Linked DNA regions of Mus musculus: all the other regions are linked to region 2. A link is a contact called in ENCODE Hi-C or POLR2A ChIA-PET data. All regions are on one chromosome and are shown on one strand. Each heading gives the region's core, a stretch centred on a gene start or an enhancer-like site at or near the end of the contact. The rest is flanking DNA. Distances are from core to core; before and after follow the strand shown.

Region 1 (2,700 bases), core at 149-2,648, 60 kb after region 2:
TTTTCTCTTATATATGATTCCTTTTGGTTCTGTTGCTATGTCTGCTACCGGCATTGGGACTTAGTTTCAATGCTATTATTCTTAAAGTGAAAGGAATTAAATCATGGTGAATAACCCTCTGTGCAGCCTCCGGTCAAGCCTTGACAGCCACACAACAGGTTTAGATCCCTGTAATTGACTGGCCTCTCAAAACAGGCTGAAACAGGGGGGTGGGGTGAAATTAAATTACATCTTAATGAACTGTTGCATGGCTGCCAAATCTAGCTTTGAAACAAATGAAGCTTTGAAACAAAATTACCTTCAAAAATAGCAATTTGAAGCCACATGGAGTGAGGCACACTTCTAGCCCCAGCACTGTAAAGGCCGAGGCAGGCAGATAGCAAGATTAAGGCTGGTTTAAGCTATAGAACGAGAGCTAGACCAGCTTGGACTACATAGTGAGACATTATTTCAAATAAATACATAAATAAAGTCATTAATTAATTAGACAACAGTTTTAGTACCATATTCCCTAAAAAGGTATATCGTGTATATAGATTAAAAACAAAAACAAACAAACAAAAAACCAAATGCTTAATTCCAGTCAGCCGGGTGCATACCAAAGGCCTAATGTATAAGGCCAGATACAAATGCGCCAATCATCAGCCTTAGGAAATCTCCTTCGTAACAGAGAACACAAATGAACAACAGTTCTCATCTTTTAGATCTGTCTCTGCTGGACGGGGTGGCACACACCTGTAAACCCAGCATCCTGGAGGCTGAGGCAGGAGTTTCAACAGCTCCAAACTAGTCTGGAGCTCCAAGGCCAGATCGACACCCCACCCCCAATCTGTTTTACTTCTATTCCCTTAGAGGGTGAGTGTATATAATTCCCAGATTCTCAGGAAAATTTAATACTGAAAGACCTTTTTTTAAAAAGCAATACTGTACTTCCAAATAACTGTTCAACAGTCTAACAAAGGATAGCTGAGGGATATGGGGAGGGAGAGCCTTAATTAATCTCTCACACTAAGGGATCCAGAGGAGGCTGGAGGAGTTTTAGGAATAGAAGACTCCAGGTATGATCAAGTATGCTTCAAGGCTGTGTCCTCAGCGGCTGCACGGAAAGCAGACGCAGACAGGACTGCGTGGAAGAGACAAGCCCGGCAGAGTTAAACAATAGAGGATTACGACCACCCGCAGGTACTGGGTAAACCAAACAGCCTCTGTGAACAGCTTTGAGGGGCCCAGATGAAAGGACCTGGCTCTGCTGGAAAAGCAGCAGCCCGCCCTGCTTGTTCCACAGCACTCTGCAAGACTGCCCTGCTCCGTGCGCCCTGAGCGATTCTCACCTCGGTGACAGCGGCCTCCGCTGCAGATGCCCGGGGATGGCTGAGAAGCGGGAGGACGCCGACGTGGCGGGAGGACAAGGCGAGTGGGTGCCACGTCACCCGGGCGGTGGCTCAGACCCGCCTGCCTCCCGCTGATGTCCCCTCCTCTCCCCTCCCCTTCCCTCCCCTCCCCTCCCCTCCTCAGCCCGCCCAGCGCGCTCCTCCCGCCGCCGCCCCACAGGATCGCGTGCTCGCTCGCCCGCCCGCCCGCCGCAATCGGAGAACCCCTCAAATCGGGGGATGCCGCGGGGCTCGGTGTCCCCCGCAAGACGAAGGACAAAAGTTCCTCAGCTGACAGGCGAGGGCTCTGCCCATGCGCCTAACGGCCCTCCTTTCTGGACTACGCTTTCCAGAAGCCTCCGCGATGACTCCGTGTGTGATCACGTTATGAAGTTTGGCTCTGAGTACCTCACTGTTGAGCGCTGCGCTGCTTCCCTAAGGCCTGATCTTTAAGGGGATGATTGAACAAGCAATGGGCACCCTGCGGAGTTAGACAGAAGGCCGTCAGAGGGTGCGCAGTGTGTACGGTGGGGTAGCTTAAATACTTGAAGTTTACATCCAAGGAGCTTGCAATTTTGTCTTAGGATTACTACCTTTCAAAACTATGTAAACGATAACACGAAACGCGAGAAACTAAAAAAATATGTACAGTATATATAAACCAAAAGAATACACCAAGTAAAGTGCCCTACATGTTAGTCCCCGCCTCCCCCTGGCCAAATTTTTAAAGTTGTATCCTACCGATGCAGAATGCCATTCTTATCCTCTCACTAAGAACGATGTCCTGAATATGTAAAACAACTTGTATATGTCCTTGGCCATAACTTTAGTCCGCACTGTACTAACCTTAGAAATATGGAAATATTACATTCTTCATACGAAAGTTACAATTTTTACACATAAATGTATACATATAGCATATATGGTGCCAGAGCTTTTAAGATCAACGACTGAGCCCCGGGCAGCCATAAGGACTCAGACTCATTGACTGGTCCTCAAAAGGCCAACTTAAGAGACAAGGGGACCAAACAGCCTGCAAGGTTCAGGATAAAGGTATTGTTGGCACAGAAACACAGCTCTTGCCTCTAAGGGGATAACTCTAAGGGGTTATTGTGAACTGAACATAATGATGGTCCTGGAACATAGACTTAGGGCACCCCAAATTTCCTTTTCCAACGTGCAAGCTGCTTCCCGGGGCTGTTTTATTTTGTGTATATGGGTTTGGGCCTGCATGTCTGTGTATCATGTGGGAGACATGCATGATGAAGCCAGAAGGGGGCATCTGATCCCTTGGAACTGGAGTGACGATCAGTCGTGAGCCATAATGTGG
Region 2 (2,700 bases), core at 150-2,649:
ATTATTATCTCCCTAAATACAGTTATTTTAGTATTTTACATTAAAAGTATTGGGGGGGAACCACCAACACTTTAACTGCCATGGAGATATGCAAAGTTTAGGAGATTTTTTTGTGTGTGATCTAAATTGTGTAAATTCTTCTTCTTGGACAAGAAAGAAAGAAGGACAGAAAGAAAGAAAACAAAGAAAAAAGTGGGGAAAGGCAAAGGGCAGGTGTTAGAGGGAAAATGTTTCTTTGACAGAGCTCTGACATTTTAGGAAAAGCCATACGGCATGCCTACTATGGCATGCCTACGTCCTTCAGACCTGAGTTAAGACTCACAAGGCAAATGCCATCTGGGAGAGGCTCCCAGTACTTAAGGGAAGACCCACTAACCCCAGGTAAACACACCTGTGAAAGGACCTCGCCATCCGCACAGCTGACTGCACTGCGAAAGCTTTGGGGTTTCTCTTCCGGGCATCCTCTTCATCTCCAAGCTGTAGGTCTTGCAGGTGCCGTTTCTTTTTCTTCTCAGCTTTAGGCCCACTGTGCTTCTTCCTATGTTTCTTGTGGTCCTTGGTCTCCATGGTGGCTATTTATCTACTACAAATAAGTCTTACCTACACGGAACAGGGAGGACGGTGGTGGTAATCAATTATAATCAGGGTAACACAGGAGGGCAGTAATTTAATTTACTTAAGTGCTGATGTATTTGTTCATTGAATGGAGGTAGAAAATGTTTAGCCAGTATCTTCAAATTCACGTCCCTTTCTTACGCCATAAAGTATAAGAGTTAGCAGCACCAACACTATCCTTCTTATGTTTTATGTTGAAGCCATTTCGACAGTGCTCATTTTTTGTAATGACAGAAATACATCCTACCTGCTGTTCTCAGTACAGAAGCCTTGTGAACTACACGTGGTTACAGAGAATTTCAAGCGTACCTTCGGAAACTGAAAACTATCTTAAGTTTAAATTAATTTTAAACTTAGTCGCACGTGACTAGTGCCTACTATTCTAGGTAGCTTAGGCTGAAGTGTCCTTTTAACTTAAAACGAAAACAAACATACAAGTTTAAGACATCCGAACAGTGCTGAGCAGACTCGCCTCTCAGCTCCTGGAGGAAGCACATTTTCCCCTCCCGGTGATCTATTTTTGCTGGGAGAAGAACACGCAGCCGAGCTGGGCAGGAGCCCTCCCTGCTCGAGTGACCCGCTCCCCATCCAGCACTGCACGAACCCACGCCCTCCACACTCCCGGGAGCACCTCTCCGGCGGCCGAGAAACTTGCCTTCCAGCCCAGACGCAGCCTGGGAGCAGCCTGTCGGGAGGTCGAGGACCGACCGAACCGGGAAGCCGACGGGGCTCGCGAAAGCACTCGGACTCACGGCAGCAACCGCTCCAGCCCGCAAGCACGACGCCGGAAGCGGAAACTGTCCTTCTGCTTGTACCCGTCGGAGGGAAACGAGCAAAGAAGAGGGGAAAAAAAGGAACCCGTGGACGGACGACTTTCAGGGGAAAGCCGGAAGTAAGCTCTGGGTTGGCTGAGGGTTGCGCAAGCGCACTTTCAGATTTCGCACGGACTGCCCTCTCCTTCGGGTCCCAGCCACTCTGAGAGTCGGGCTCTCAGCCAGCGCGACCTGGCTTCAGAGGATCCGCGCGGCGCTGGGCCCTGGCCCGCTTATTTGAGTAGCAGAGGAACGCTGGAAGGACGCCCGAGTCATCGCCAGTCCCAACTTGAAAGCTGTGAATTCCGCCGCCCCATCCGCTAGGCTACCGCTCCCTGTCACCGCTGCCAGAGCTGTCCTCACGGGTTTTCAGCGCTCTGCTGCCCTCTTGTGCCAGGACCGACGGGCTGAGGGCAGGGTGCTCCTCTGTGCTCCTGGAGAGGGCGTTTTCTTCAGAAAACGTCTTAGCTTGCCATTTTGTGTGCATGTGTGGCTATGTGTGTCGTGTGTCTTGTGTCTCTGTGCTCAGCCTTGCATCCCCAGGACTCAGTCCAGTCCTGGGGAATAGCCCTCAAACCCCCAGTCCCGGTTATTTGCTACAGTTATGCTGGACTCAAAACTGAGCTCATCTCAAGGAGAATAAGAAGTAGGGTTTTTTCCTTGCGCCAAATAAGAGTGACTGCGGCCTGGGAATACGGATTCAGGTTCCCACAAAATAGCATGTTCATGCAAAACACAGCTCTCACCTCAATGAGCCAAGAACATGGGTTCAGTTGCCTCAAAGTCTCCCATTTTGTACCTTTTAATAGCACACCAACACAAAACAGCTCTAAAGGTTCATATGGAAATTATGAAACAAAATCAAAGGTTTAGCAAATGATAGTTTGTGAGGTTGGCCCTCCTATTTCTCTCTCCCCATCCTTTGACTATCATTCCAGTGACCATCATTCTAGCCTTTCTGCACATTCCAGAGCAACGCCCCAATTTCTGCAGGAAGTAGTTATAGAAAAGACTACATTGCCCTTTATCATCAACAAAAGGATTGGAATGTAAGATCGCAAACTGAGGACAAATGGCTGACAGAGGTGTCTATTGAACAAGTCAAACAGCCCTCAGTCCCAACCTGTGACAGGGTCATCCTGCCTGGCAACTATCCCCCTAGCTGAACCACCAAATGAGGCCTATGAGAAATTTCTCATACAGTCCAACGCTGGAAGAACTCAGGGCAGACACCATAGTGCTTGCTAACTCACTCATTAGGCTTATGCTTGCC
Region 3 (2,721 bases), core at 1-2,500, 36 kb after region 2:
AGATAAAAATTTCAAAATGTATTTGCTTACATTCCAAGTTGCTTGCTTACAATTCTCAAAACGATCGCTTGATAAGAAACTTGCACCTCAAAGAGACAAAATATACAGCCATCTGCAGGCCCCGGTTGTGTCACTAAAAACCTGCAAGATGTTGAGATTCTCAGGACCCACCTACACTACTGTCCGATGGAAACATATGGCCATAATAGCAAGCGTGTCCCTACATGCCACCTTCACATGAGTCAAGAGTCTAAGGGACCGCCTCTCCACAGTTAACCAGGTAGGAGGGATGCATAAGATGTGGAGGTAGGGGCAGTGATAGCAATTCCGGACCTGTGAGCCTTTCACTCCCAATCGTTTTCCAAGAACTAGCATTCCATGTGCAGCCTGTATGCACCCATCTCTCTCAACTCCAGCTCACCTCTCTCCTTAAACTTGTCCCAGACTTTCGGCGAGCACACAGTCTTCCATGGTTTCAGGACACTGTCATTTTCACAAAACACATGAGCGAGAACCAAATTCAGAACTGGGATCCCGGGTGTGTGAGGGGGCAGGAGGTTTGGTGGCTAGCTAACCACTTTCCTCTTCCACTCCAAACACTGCGCCCTAGGGACCAGTCCAAAGGCCCCCTGCGAGGGTGGGCTCCCTAGTAGTAGCTTAAAAATAAAAAAAAAAAAGAAAAAGAAAAAAGAAAAGAAAAGAAAATTGCAGCAAGTATTCGTAATAGTCACACTGTGCACAAAAGGAAACCGAGTCTCGGGTAGGTTATTCTGTCCCAGTAATTCATTCACTCGGGACCTGGCTTACCCGCTCGCCCCCCACATCCCAGCATCTAGCCCCAGCAGCCAGAGAACGGATGCGTCACCGCGTCACGCTCGCGCCATGCGTGAGTCAACTCCTCAGGGTTCCGCCCAACCACCCCGCATCTTCCCCGCCTAGTGGGCAAAATGCGCAGGCGTAGCACGAGCTAGAGGCCCTAGATTAGCTCTGCAGAAGTGCGGGACTATCCGGATCCCGCAAGCCCGAGCCATGGAGTCCCAGCGCACCCCGGCGTTTCCCCATACAGCCCTCCACCCCGCTGGTCCCTGGTTGCTGCCAACAGCGACCAGGATGGCCCGAGCTCCCAGAACCCTCCGCCCTTGATGCTGTCTAAGGCTCACCCGCCGCTCCTGCAGTGCACCGTGCCGAAGGCCAGGAGTTGTTTCCCAGGAGGTACGCGAGGCCACGGATGGACCAGGAGCAGGACTGCAGTTTGCGCATGCGCAGAGGAAGGGGCGGTGCGCCCAACGGTGCTCGTAGTGGGGTCTCCACGTCCAGTGTTGGAAGAAGGACTGTTGCCTGGAAAACGGAGTCAGCTCCTGTCTCACTCTGTATTGTAAAATGATGCTGTTGAAGGCGTCTAGAAACCAGGGTTACTTTATGTAAGAAGTAAAGGTGTTTGCAGTGTAAACACGACCTTGTCAGACTCATTTCCCAGGATGGGACTTTCTGGTACACCGCGACAGTTTTCTGTATCTTTATTCTATCTAGCGCCAGCCTTCTGTCACTACCCTGGGGACTGGGGATCAAATTAATATATTTTCTACACTCAAAAAGAAGGAAAGATGTGTTAAAAATTATGTTGGAATGTCAACTGGTGTTGGAATAGTTCAGGACTTGGTCACTTTGCTGAGATTTCATAGGCGTGGCTTCCCTGTCCTAGCTACAAGACACAATCTCACATCAGACTTCCCTATCCTCTGGCTCTTAAAATCTCTACCAGGTCTTCTGCAGCATTGCTCGAGCCTTAGGTGGAGGAGTGTTATATCAGTTGGGCTGAGAACTCTTCCCTCAGTTGCTCACTGTATTTTGACAAGGTGTGTCCTTCGGTAATGGTCTCTAACTGCTGTAAAAAGAATGTCTTTGTTAAGGGATGAGAGCTACGCTTACCTGTGGGTATAATGATACGTATAGGGAATGTAGTTATGAATTGTGCTACTTTGGGACAGTGGCAGTGGTAGGGTTTCCTATAAGATTCATGATCTCACTAGCCTCGTGCTATAGGCCTCGCTTCTCTCCTGGCATCCCAAGATGAAGAATTGCAGACAATCAGCAACTACACACACACACACACACACACACACACACACACAGAGAGAGAGAGAGAGAGAGAGAGAGAGAGAGAGAGAGAGAGAGAGAGAGAGAATTAGTCTTCCCCAGGGGTGAGCCCCATGAGTTGTTGTCCAATACCAAGTGGTCAGTCAGTCCCCAAAGGCATACACCTGCAGGCAACACTGAGGGATGCAGAAGTTTCTATTTGTGTGTGTGTGTGTGTGTGTGTGTGTGTGTGTGTGTGTGTGTGTGTAAAAAGAGTGGTTAAAGAAAAAAGGCTGTGGAGAAAGGGGAGTTAGATATAGGGTAGAGGTAGAAGGGAGGACAGGGAAGGGGAAAATTATGTAATATTTTAACTAACTAATTAGTTTGTGAATGTGAAACAAATTTATATAAAATCCTGGAAAGTAGTCTAAACTAAAAGATCATCATCATGAATATTCTCTGGATAAAAGAGAGAGAAGCCACAACCCTAGTGCTGAATAGCATTAAAAGGATAGCTGCTTCTGCTGGGCCAGGCTGACCATCCCCAGAAAGATGTTGGTCTCTCGCTACATAGACAGTTCAAGGCCCACATGGGCTGCATGAACCTCAAATCTTAGGGGGAAAACAGATCAACATAGTGTTCAC

What was found. Hi-C counts contacts between places; a loop is a spot of excess contacts on that map. ChIA-PET counts read pairs that join two places held with the same protein, here RNA polymerase II (POLR2A).
Region 1: a map of heart shows a loop between it and region 2 (6-fold over the local background). The contact joins the promoter of Zfp9 here to the promoter of Bms1 in region 2. A Hi-C loop is called at or near these places in 1 of 37 maps with a recorded cell type or tissue (heart). POLR2A ChIA-PET finds 5 or more read pairs at or near these places in 2 of 5 experiments (both embryonic stem cell).
Region 3: a map of left cerebral cortex shows a loop between it and region 2 (6-fold over the local background). The contact joins the promoter of Zfp248 here to the promoter of Bms1 in region 2. A Hi-C loop is called at or near these places in 3 of 37 maps with a recorded cell type or tissue (adrenal gland, heart and left cerebral cortex). POLR2A ChIA-PET finds 5 or more read pairs at or near these places in 2 of 5 experiments (Patski and embryonic stem cell).

What each region holds. Positions count from the first base shown.
Region 1 is chr6:118,477,875-118,480,574 of GRCm38, forward strand. It overlaps Zfp9 (zinc finger protein 9), which reads right to left and starts at 1,399. Exons shown (of 6, transcript NM_011763.2): 1 at 1,332-1,399.
Region 2 is chr6:118,418,018-118,420,717 of GRCm38, forward strand. Bms1 (BMS1, ribosome biogenesis factor) reads right to left here and starts at 1,400. Exons shown (of 23, transcript NM_194339.1): 1 at 1,271-1,400; 2 at 392-600. The coding sequence starts at 567.
Region 3 is chr6:118,454,256-118,456,976 of GRCm38, forward strand. Zfp248 (zinc finger protein 248) reads right to left here and starts at 1,251. Exons shown (of 6, transcript NM_028335.2): 1 at 1,161-1,251; 2 at 422-656.